4 separate regions of the Homo sapiens genome follow, and all the other regions are linked to region 4. Evidence: chromatin contacts called from ENCODE Hi-C or POLR2A ChIA-PET data. All regions are on one chromosome and are shown on one strand. Each heading gives the region's core, a stretch centred on a gene start or an enhancer-like site at or near the end of the contact. The rest is flanking DNA. Distances are from core to core; before and after follow the strand shown. Region 1 holds the start of SLC1A4 (solute carrier family 1 member 4). Region 2 holds the start of LINC02245 (long intergenic non-protein coding RNA 2245). Region 3 has its middle 77 kb from the start of SERTAD2. Region 4 overlaps PELI1 (pellino E3 ubiquitin protein ligase 1).

Region 1 (2,700 bases), core at 83-2,582, 880 kb before region 4:
GGCAATATGTCTCACTCAACTAACCCCAGCCCTATTATCCGTGGGTCCACTGATAACTGCAGAAAATTGCCAGCTTCCTTCGCAGCCAAGGACTGTAACAGAGAAGGCCATAGATTGCAAGCCGGATGACCCAAGAGGCAAAACTTAACCAATGCTCCCAGAAGCTTTTAGGCACCATGTGGGAGAAAATGAGGCGAAGCCACTGGGGCGTGGTCGGAACATTTTTACCGGGGAGAGCAGCGCGAGAGTATAAGGAGTAAAGAACAGGCGGGGCGGCTGGCTCTTCCCTAACAAACGCCCACCTAACGGTGGGGACTGGTTCTTGCTCAAAGATGCGGCCCTGCTCTTTCGATTGTGCGGTGCGCCCCAGCTGTTTGCAAAGGTGTGGTCAGCACGCAAAAACTCCAGACGTCATTTTGATATTTTTAAAACGTTAAACGCCACCAGCAGCCAGCTAAGAATTAACTCTTAGGAGTGTATAAGCATATGGGTGTATGAACTGGAGGGCATCCGAGAACTGGCGTCTCCCACTGGGCCCTGGGAGAGGTGGAGAGTGTTACCTGGCCAGGTCGAGGAAAGAGTCCACCGTCTCTTTGGGGACAGGAGGAGGCCCCGAGTCCTCCAGCCCCAGGTCGCTGGACTGAAGGGTCTGCGCACCGGATCCTGGCTTGATGATGAACGCCAAGGCCACGGCGAGCGCCGAGGCACTCAGTGTGGTGAGGCCAAAGTAGGCGACAGCGATGCCGCCCAGACGCCCGAGGCAGCTGGCATCGAGCGAGGCGGCGCCCGACACCAGGCTGCAGACCACCAGCGGCAGGATGATCATGCGCAGCATGCGGAGCAGCATCTCGCCGGGGAAGGCCAGGTAGGTGACCTGCGTGCGGCTCAGGCTGAGCCCGCGCAACGCCGCGCCCAGGCCCGCGCCCGCCAGCACCCCGGACACGGTGAGCAGCACCAGCGCTTGGCGCCGCAGGAAGCCCGCGCAACGCCGTGCGCGTCCCGCCGCGGTCCCCGGAGCTCCGGGCCCGGCCGCAGGCCCCGCCTGAGCGCTGTCAAGGTAGCCGTTGGTCTCGTTGCTCTTCTCCATGGCGCTACACGCCGCTCCGAGCTAGAGGTGGCAGGGGACGTGGGCTCTGGCAAAAGACGGGGTTCCCAATGAATGGGTCGGTCGGCCAGTTGTGCTCCGCAGGTTCTGGGAAGCCGCCCCGGGGGTCTCCGGGCCTGGCGCAGGAGCAGGTGCGAGAAAGGCGAGGAGAGGCGCAGAGTGCGGGTTGGAGCCGCGGGCGGAGAGGATCGCGCCCAGCCTCCCTGGAGCAGCCGCCGGCTGGAGATGATGCAAACGGGAGCCGCGAACGCGGACGCAGACGGGGAAGTAGGAGGGCGCGCCAGCGGCCCCAGCCCGCTCACTTCACGCCCGCCGTCCCGCCCCCTGTGGCGCTGGCCAATCACAGCCCGGGAGCCGCCGCCGGGAGCCGCCGCCGGGAGCCTCTGGTCCCCACCCGTGTCGCGGGTGCCGCAGGGGGCGGCCGGGCGGGAGGCTCCACCCGAGGCCGCGGGGGCGCGGGCGGCGCCGGCCAATCCTGGCGCCAATAGCCGCCTACCCGCCCGGCTAACGGAGGCCGGCTCCGGGCGACCGCGGGGAAGTGCGGGCTGAAGGACCGCCCGGGCTCCTTGGCACCTGCCGGGCCCTCTCCCGCGGCCGGGATCTGAGTCCTCGGGGCCAGAGGGCCCGGGAGAACTTAGAACGCAGCGGCGTTCCTCCTCCTGAGGACTGTGGGAGGGGAGGGAGGGGAGGGGAGAAGAGAGGAGGAGAGGGGAGGATCCCTCTCTCCCGGGTGGCGCTTTCGCCCCGCGCGGCCCGCGCTCCTCTCCAGAGCTCGCCGGCCTCTCCCGCCAGGGGGCCGGGCGCGGTGAGGGGGCCCGGGGCGGTCCTGCCGTCGCGTCCCCTCCTGCGGAAGATCCCTTCTTCCAGGGGTCCTCAGGGGCTTGTGCGGTAAAGCACGCCATGGTGCCCAGCAAGGCCCCGGCCTTGAGACAAAGGACGGACCGGAGGATGGATGAATAAGGGGAGCCTTCGCACGCGCTCATTAGGGCTCTAACGCAGCCATACCGCTAGAGAAAGGGGGCTCGCTGTGCCACCAAACCCGGCGCCCCTGGGCCGCGGAACCGCGCGCACCGGGGCGCTCCTGGGCTTGTGTCCTGGGGCCATCAGGATGGGGCTGGGTCGCCCGCCAGGCAGCTGTCTGCGGTATGGGCGTTTAAGACGCAAAGCTCTTCTAGAAGAAACAGAGCTCTCACGCCACCACTTCCAGTTGGTTTCTGCCACGTAACCAAAGCTGAAACACAAGCCACTGGATTTTAACCTCTTCCGTTCCCAGGCCTGAGCCCTGGCGAGAAAACAGCGCAGACGGCGGTTTGGCCATCCTGAACGGTTCCTTATTGTTCACGTTCTATGGATTTCCTGTTTATTTCATCTTTTATTTGATATCTGCTTTGGCCACGCGAGTTACAAGGGAAACTTCTGCTGAGTCTTTTTACTGTATCACAGTTATTATATTTTTATATTTTTTTATTCTGCTTGTGAATTGTTCTTTAAAGACTTCCGTGGGTGGTCTTTTGTTTTTTCTTTTTCCTTCCTTCCTTCCTTCCTTCCTTCCTTCCTTCCTTCCTTCCTTCCTCCCCCCCTCCCTCCCTCCCTCC
Region 2 (2,700 bases), core at 13-2,512, 820 kb before region 4:
GATTCCCCTGCCTCAGCCTCTCGAGTAGCTGGGACTATAGGCGTGTGCCACCACACCCAGCTAATTTTTGTATTTTTAGTAGAGTCAGGGTTTCACCATGTTGGCCAGGATGATCTCACTCTCTTGACCTCGTGATCCACCCATCTTGGCCTCCCAAAGGGCTGGGATTATAGGCATGAGCCACTGCAACCAGCCAAGAGTATTTTATTGAATTTTACTTTCTATACTTTTGTCAGAAAATAAAAATTTCCAAATATAAAATTGTTATTATTTATAATTATTAATTATATTAAAATTGAATCTTCCTTTTAAAAACACTCATGTTCCTGTGAACCAGCAAGTACATCACTCCCTTGGGCTAGAGCCCCCAGTTGAGACTCGATGAACTCCAGCAGAGACTCTGACGAAGGAGTGACACAGTGTGTTGGGTCAGAGAGAAATGTGAAGCCCAGCAAACATATGTTCAAATCCAGATGCCACCATTCGGTGAACATGCACCCCGAGCAACTTTCCAGGGCTTACTTTCTTTGTCTATAAAATGGGAACAACAGGTACAGTACCATCTAGTCCATGGGGGTCACCAGAAGAAACTAGAAGATGTAACACACAAGGAACATTTAGAAGCAAGCATGTAACAAACACTCAGCAAATGGCGACTACATTATAACTTGTCCAGCCAAATAGATATGACCAGTGGTAACACGGAACTGAGAATTTTCACAATGTACTATTTTTACATCTTAATTTCTTTGGGCTTCTCTGCTTCCTCTTTTTAAAAAAGCTTACCACCCACTTGTTATTCTGGAGGGGGATGAACATAGATAAAAAGAGAGTTTAAGAACTCTTCATGGAAAGATAGCCAAACCACTAAAATACTATTTCAACAGAGGAGGTCACAGAATGGTGGAATGGTAGATCTGTAGGACTAAAGGAGACCTCAGATTTGTCACTCTTATCTGACTCATGAAACTGAGACCCAGAGAGGTGAAAGGGTGTGCTCGGTCCGGTAGCTGTGTTGCAGACTATGTGAATGGCACCTCTTGGTGTCATGCAATGCATAACAACCACCTGTGCAGCCTCATGGCCCTGCACAACCTCCTGACCACAGCGATGGAATAAAGTGGTCCAGTCAGGGGCATTTTCAGCCTCTGGGGATGTTGATATAGTAACTCCTCCTCTTTTCCCATACCCTGAAAAAATGCAGCCCAAGAAGCTGCCGATGCTCTTACAGCTGTGAGGGGAGGGGCTGCCCGAGGAGAGAGGTAACCTAGAGTTGAGAGATGGAGGAAGAGATACAGAATCTGGATGGCTATGCTCTGATCCTGTAATCCGACTATGCCTGAATGTGGATCTACCTTCCAAAGGTAGGGTGCTTTTCGTTTGTTTGAGCCATCTGGTGTCAGATGTTCTGTCACTTACTACCTTGTTATAATTAATAGAGGAGCTCAAAGAGCTATAAATATCTAAGGAGGAAGAGTTCAGGTTGCAAAGCCTTCCTAGACAAGGTTGCTTCAAAGGAAGGTCTGAAAGGAAGAATGGGAGGCAGGCAGGCTGCAAAGGGAGAGAAAATTCAGGGAAGGAGAAGACCAGGAACAGAGGCCTGAGATATGAGAGCCTGGTACTATGGACTGGATGCTTGTGGCTCCCCCCTTCCCCCTAATCGACTTGTTGAAGCCCAGTCCCCATTGTGATGGCATTAGGTGGTGTGGCCTCTGGAAAGTAATTAGGCCATGAGGGTGAATCCCTCATGAATGGGATTAGTGTCTTCATGAAAAGACAGGAGAGAGCTTGCTTTCTATCCTCTCTGCCATGTGAGGACACAACGAGAGAATGGTCATCTGCAAACGAGGAAGAGGTCCCTTACCAGAGCCGACCATGCTGGCGCCCTGATCTGACTTCCCGGCCTCTAGAACAGTGAGAAATAAATCTCTGTTGTCTAAGCCACCCAGTATATAGTCATTTATAACAGCACAGAGTGACTGAGACACCTGGGGTGGGGGTGTTTGGGGAATCATATTTAATTAAGCCTATTTGGTTAGAGTGTTGGATATCCAAAGCAGGTAACGGGGGTTAGGATTAAAGATGTAGGTTCCTACCAGTCTGTGAGTTTGTTCTTTTGTATTTTGGATAATAATTCAGCAAGAGAGGAGGGATGAGAATGAAAGGAGAGAACTGGTTGCGAGACTATTGGTAATTTTTGAAGTATGAGAGTCCATGGCTTCTAAGGTGACCAACTGTTCTGATTTGCCCGGGACTGAGGAATTTCCCAGGATGTGGGACTTTCAGTGCTAAAACTGAACAGTTCCATGCAAATGGGGATGATTGAACACCCTGAAACATCACCCAAACCATAAAGGAAGATATTGATAGATTTCATTCCATAAAAAATAACATGTGAATGAAAAAACAGAAAATAGTCTGAATGCATCTAAACTGTTTTTCTCTAGAAAAAAATTAAAATAAATGACTATCTCTTTGGGACTCAAGCCATTTAGTGACATTGCCCTTCATTTCCTGATTGCCAGTATCCAACCTCCTTGTGCCTGAACCCCATCAGTACTAGGAGCCCTGTCGCCTATGAATTCCCAAGTTCCTACATCTCACTTTAGCCAAAATCATCCATGTTTGCAGCACTCTCTTGCCTGTCATGGCCCTCCAACCTCCTGGAGCCCTCTGACTCCTCCATTGTTGCTCTTTCTT
Region 3 (2,700 bases), core at 80-2,579, 620 kb before region 4:
TTTTTATGCTCCTGTTATGTCTAACTATAAAATGAAGGAAGTGCTCATGGCACTTCCCCCTTATTTAGTGAGTTCTCCTCCGCAGCTCTCAGAGGAGATGGCCAGGGTCCGGCTGAATGCGCAGTCCATGTTTCTGTTCTTTTCTAGTTCCTGTAATGTAATGTTGCATAAAACTTTCACTCGTTGTCTTCTTTTTTTCTTATGTCCTCTTAAAAATTGAAAAGTAGTATTTTCTATTATCATCACCATTTCTCATACACTGAGAATAAGGACCATCTTGGCTAAGTGTTTGACCTAGGATTATATGTAATGAACTGCAGAGCCAAAAACAGAACTTGGGATTCTTTCTGGGCTTCATTTTATTCCTGAGCCATAGTTTCTCCTTTCTTCAGCTACACTTAAAACAGGACCAAAGAAACTAATTTCCAGGGACCAAGAATATTTCCCACATCTCTTCCATCTCTTCTTCAGTGTTCCAGTGTTAGGATTTACACGAGATTTATTGTCTGAGGTAAAGTTTCATTGCCAGTTATAAACACGATCCGCTCCCATATTATTCCTGATTTGACTGCTGTCCCAGAAGGTGATGGATAGTTGAAGAAAGATTATAATGAAAGCAGCCCCTATTTTCTTTTTTGCCCTCTAAATTTGATTTAACAGGCTGCTTTCTGCCAGGAAATTTCATGAATGGGCAAATGTTAATAAGCCAGATTTTTTTCCTGTTTATAGTAATAAATGTAACAAAATATCTCCCCAAAGTGGATTCAGTTAGACTATGTTAGTACTTGAGTGAGTACTTCCTGAACTTATAGGAGGAAGCAACTGCAACCACTCTGAAAATGAAGTGGTTCCTATAAAACTTGGTTACTGCAGTCTGAATATATTTCATGCTTTGAAATATTTTGTCCATAGTTCTTTTGTTAGTGAATGTAGAGCTTGAGGAGAGTTCTGTAAAAACTAGAATCAACTGTTTTGCTTTCAAAATGCTTTTTAAAAATCAAACTGAGGATAAAGTTGCCGAATGACAGGTTTTCCCCGCTTTCAGAGTAACAAAAGTGAAAGTTGCATTTTGATCAATTTTGCTTAGTCTTCTTAGTGAAATCGTAAGATCCAAAGTACATGCTGTTGTGCACACACCAAGCAGTTAAGCAGTTTTGTTGTTTTAGTGCCGCTGAACGTGAACTGGTGCATGTCCACACATGCCACGCATAAAGAGTCCATTCTTGCTCACGTGCAGACTGAGAAGCCTGGCCATAGAGGTCTTGGGCTCAGTGGAAATTGGCAGCCTCTCTTCTCCTGTAAACAACAGCCTGACGTCACCCCATGCAGTGGTGATAGCAGACCCACTTCAGAGATTCCCAATTGACAGAGCTGTGGAAGGGCTGGCTTTGATCATCTTCAGTCACGCTTGAGTGAATGCAATGCAGAGAAATTTGTTAATGTCAGAAATACTGGAGTAGCCCTTTAAAACTGTTTTTAAAATACTTATCTGTGAATTTTCACATGTAATCCCAACAACAAATCTGTGTGATCAGCAAGAGAATTGTGGCTATTCCTATGTTAGAAATGTGCCAATTCAAGTCCAGAGAATAAAAAAGTTAGTAAATGGTGGTGGAATGACTGAAATTCAGGCCTTCTAAACCCTGCCTTGTCTCTCTTTCCACTATATTAAATAATTTCTGTAGAATAGTAATTGTTAATTGTTCCATTCTGCTATTTCCTCTCCCATCTAAAATGTGTGGGGTGATGATTTATGAGTTTTCTTTTTTTCCCCAGTCAAGACATCTGTGCATTAACATCAGATACACTCTTTCTGCATTTGGGAACTCCTAGACAATAAGGTAACCCACTCCTCTGCTTCTGAGAGAGCCTTTGAAAAATCTAACATAAGCCTACACTCACAACTTAATTGGAAAGATTTATTAACAAGATGATCCTGTTGCTCATTTGGCTTCTGAAAGCTACATAAAATTGAGAGGATGAATCGTCGTAATTCTTTTGTGTTGTTAACTGGAAGAGACAAAACCAACATGAAAGGACTGCTCTATTAGTTAGAAATCAGAATTTTATTGGGGGAGGAGGAGAAAGTTGAATAGCCACTGGTGAAAATATAACTTATTTGTTATATGAAATAGTTGTCTTTTCTCATGTGCCCACTTCTGGTTTATTTTCAGGCAGTTACAAAAAGTAGAAAAAGAACTATTACCTTCCATGATTTATATAGTTGCATATATGATTTGGGAATACTTCAGGCTGTAGGTAGCTCTTGGTTTTCTGTTTGTGACTAAGTTAGTTTTTCAGGGTGACATTAAGAATAGGCAGGAAGAGTGCTTAGATATCTGTGGATTATCCATAGTGAAGTATGTGGACCTTCTCTGCTGAATGCCCGGAACTTGGAGCAGCTCACCTGGGAGGTGTATGTTTAGGGAATACAAATTTATGTTGATTTTAGTTTACCCTAGACTGAAAATGTATTAACATCCTATACATTAAAGCAAATGTAGTTTTAAAAAATAAACGGCTTTTTAAAATGTACTTTGGCAGATAGCAAGCACTCAAAAAAAAGAGTTTTAAATAAAGCTGTGATAATCAGAAGTTAATTATTTAGCAACCTCAGTAAGCTAGCATCTATACAATAGTTGACTAAAATATACCCAAGAGAAAAAGTACATTTGGGCTGGGCGCGGTGGCTCACGCCTG
Region 4 (2,700 bases), core at 44-2,543:
GTTCCCTTATCTGGAAAATAGAGTTCAGACTTTCCTACCCAATTCACAGGGCTATTATGGGGGTCAAATAAAATAATCTTACGTGAAAGCATTTGGCTAATTACCATTCTATGCAAGTTCAAGATAGACCTTACCCCAAGGTTGATTCAAATTGACACCCTCTGTTGACCTAAAAGAATTCTCCCATGCTTGCCAAAACCTGCTTTTAATTTTTCTAAATATGGGCCCCTTAGTCCAGAAGATACTTATCTAGCCTCCAAAGATTTGCCTTTCTCTAAACAGCAGGCTACCCAGCAGTAGCCTTATAGCTACTTCTGTGGCCACTCCAGCTCTAGTCGCTTTCCTTCAACCATTTGAGAGAGGTAGCCACAATATTAAAATATTTTAAATGTACAGAAACATTAATCATTAATTGCCATCAAGGCAAGATTCTCATTCTCACTCTCAGCCCCTATCAATTCTAGTAAAATACTGAAACTACACCCGCCTTCAACTACACGGCCTTTACTAACACAAGTCTTAGTATAAATAACCTTTTATTATCAGTATCAGTATAATGTTAGTAAGCAAACATTAAGTACCTTACTGTGTGCCAAGAAGTATGCCAAAAAAAGGGGAAATTTCCATCCTAAGAACAATGTATGTTGTCTTCAAGATTAGAGCAGTGGTTCTCACAAGGTAGGGGAGTGAGTAGTGGGGAGATAGGAAGTTGAGGCATTTTTAAAGTCACAACTAGAATGTTCTACTGGCATCTAGGTAGAACAGAAAGGCCAGAGATACTGCTGAACCCCCTACAATGCACAGGCCAGTGCCCCACAATGTCAAAATGTCAGTAATGCCCAAGTTGAGAAGCCCCAGTTAAAGGAACAAATACTGTCCCTAGGAAAGATGTTAACTCCTTTTCCATCAGGATGAAATAAGTTATCCCTGTAGGTGATATACTATCAGCATGCTATTTGGCTTCTCTAAGAGAGGAGGGTGGGAATTTACACAGGTGGTGTCCTGTATCTTGGGAAGGGGAACATAGACTTCACTTCCTCCACTGCTGTGTTGAGAAGCTAAAAGACACTAGCAGAAAGTAGTAACCTCCAACTACTACTGCACACCATTATTTCTCCTTTTATGTAAAAATGCTATGTGTTACTCCTGCTGGTTGCAAAAGAATGAAGAAGGTGATTAAATTTTCACTCTTATCAAGAAACTGCTATGAATTAAACTCCAGTCATCAGCTGAATTGGTTTCATAAAATGGTTCCACCGCAAACATACTAAAGCAGTTCTTTCTGTTTGAGTCATCCTTTTGAAATCAGCCACAAGGAAACTCTAGTATAGATGGAAATCTGTTTTATCTGAGATAATATATGCAGTCCACATTGTTTTTCATCATAAAAAAATGTTATAACATTTTCATGTTTTAAAACATTTTCCTTTTTTTCTCAGTACCCCATTATGCCTACCCACTTGCCCACTAAAATAGAAGTGCTCAGAAGATATGTAAACAATCTGCATAAGATTTGTTTTGTCCCTTGCTTAGTATTTGTTTTGCTTTTTTTTTTAGGGCAGGAATTTTGTACTTGTGTTTAGTAGGTAGTAAGCAAAAGGCTGTGTGTGATGTAAATAATGAAAGAAAACATTTGTTAGGTTGAGAGACAAAGATTGATTTCTCAGTTTTTCTTCTTTAGGTGAAACTGACAGATATTATACAAAGTCTTTCCTTTGGGAAGACTTGATATGAAAATAATTGTATTTCACTGGCCCTTAAAAAGGAAATGATTAGAATGTTTAACAGTCAAATTAATAATACTATTCCTAATAAATACATATTTTATGAGTAACTTTTCATGTTCTCCCAGCCCACAAAGAAAATAACACTATTCCAGAATATGTTTATTTTAAAATTTTTTTTTAACTCTGGAAGTTTAGTTCCTGCTAATGAGAGCAACATGCTTTCGAGTATCAAGCAAAGTTTCAAAGTAATAGATAAAATAGAAGACAGTTTTATTAGGAAGATTTTCTTTAGCATTTCTTCTAGTCTTGAGTAGAATTAATGGTGCTATTTCATGTTCTTGGTGCTAGATAACATTGGGATAGGGCTGAATACATGAGGTCAAACTAACTTAATTGAAGACCAACAAATGAAGCCAGTAATCGAGACATTCGGATGTTTTTTATGTACATACTCATTTAAAGTTCTCAAGTACATGACTTCAGGAATTTTTTTTTTTTTTTCTTTTTTTTTGAGACAGAGTTTCTCTCCGTCACCCAGGCTGGAGGATCACAGCTCACTGTAGCCTCAAACTCCTGGGCACAAGTGATCCTCCCACCTCAGCTTTCTGAGTAGCTGGGGCTATAGGTGCATGCCATGACATTTGGCTAATGTTTTCTGTTTTTACTTTTTTTTTTTTAAATCTTTTGTAGAGACGGGAGTCTTACTATGTTGCGCAGGCTGGTCTCAAACTCCTGGCCTCAAGTGATCCTCTCACCTTGGCCTCCCAAAGTGCTGGGATTACGGGCATGAGCCACCATGCCCAGCCTAGGAATTCATTTTGAAGAATTCTTTTACTCAGATTTTAAAATATAGAGAGAATATATAAAGACAGTGAGTAGGAAAGCATTGTCTAGGTACTGGTCTTTGTTAAAGAGTATAAACCTTTGGGAAGATCATGAATCTTTCTTCAGAGAACACATAAAAAAAAAAGTT

What was found. A loop is a pair of places that touch in the nucleus more often than their neighbours do. ChIA-PET counts read pairs that join two places held with the same protein, here RNA polymerase II (POLR2A). Pooled maps may share reads with other maps.
Region 1: a map with no recorded cell type shows a loop between it and region 4 (7-fold over the local background). The contact joins the promoter of SLC1A4 here to the enhancer-like site in region 4. A Hi-C loop is called at or near these places in 5 of 37 single-sample maps with no recorded cell type and 7 of 50 pooled maps. POLR2A ChIA-PET finds 5 or more read pairs at or near these places in 1 of 52 experiments (activated naive CD4-positive, alpha-beta T cell).
Region 2: a pooled map shows a loop between it and region 4 (2.2-fold over the local background). The contact joins the promoter of LINC02245 here to the enhancer-like site in region 4. A Hi-C loop is called at or near these places in 7 of 37 single-sample maps with no recorded cell type and 3 of 50 pooled maps. POLR2A ChIA-PET finds 5 or more read pairs at or near these places in 2 of 52 experiments (activated CD4-positive, alpha-beta T cell and activated T-cell).
Region 3: a map with no recorded cell type shows a loop between it and region 4 (2.9-fold over the local background). The contact joins two enhancer-like sites. A Hi-C loop is called at or near these places in 3 of 37 single-sample maps with no recorded cell type and 3 of 50 pooled maps. POLR2A ChIA-PET finds 5 or more read pairs at or near these places in 2 of 52 experiments (OCI-LY7 and activated CD4-positive, alpha-beta T cell).

Annotation. Positions count from the first base shown.
Region 1 is chr2:64,988,031-64,990,730 of GRCh38, reverse strand. It overlaps SLC1A4 (solute carrier family 1 member 4), which reads right to left and starts at 1,332. Exons shown (of 8, transcript NM_003038.5): 1 at 561-1,332. The coding sequence starts at 1,087. RefSeq lists silencers at 933-1,112, 1,323-2,022 and an enhancer at 746-1,330.
Region 2 is chr2:64,931,009-64,933,708 of GRCh38, reverse strand. LINC02245 (long intergenic non-protein coding RNA 2245) reads left to right here and starts at 1,262. Exons shown (of 3, transcript NR_036586.1): 1 at 1,262-1,364. RefSeq lists enhancers at 448-597, 638-707, 748-887.
Region 3 is chr2:64,729,285-64,731,984 of GRCh38, reverse strand. No RefSeq gene overlaps it. Among named protein-coding and RNA genes, the nearest start is that of SERTAD2, 77 kb to the right of the region's middle. Within about 2 kb of position 1,329, at least 33 of the 41 ENCODE cell types and tissues checked have a DNase peak (open chromatin) inside an H3K27ac peak, as active enhancers do.
Region 4 is chr2:64,112,829-64,115,528 of GRCh38, reverse strand. The region is part of intron 1 of PELI1 (pellino E3 ubiquitin protein ligase 1); the gene reads left to right. Among named protein-coding and RNA genes, the nearest start is that of PELI1, 30 kb to the left of the region's middle. RefSeq lists an enhancer at 1,326-1,405. Within about 2 kb of position 1,293, at least 5 of the 41 ENCODE cell types and tissues checked have a DNase peak (open chromatin) inside an H3K27ac peak, as active enhancers do.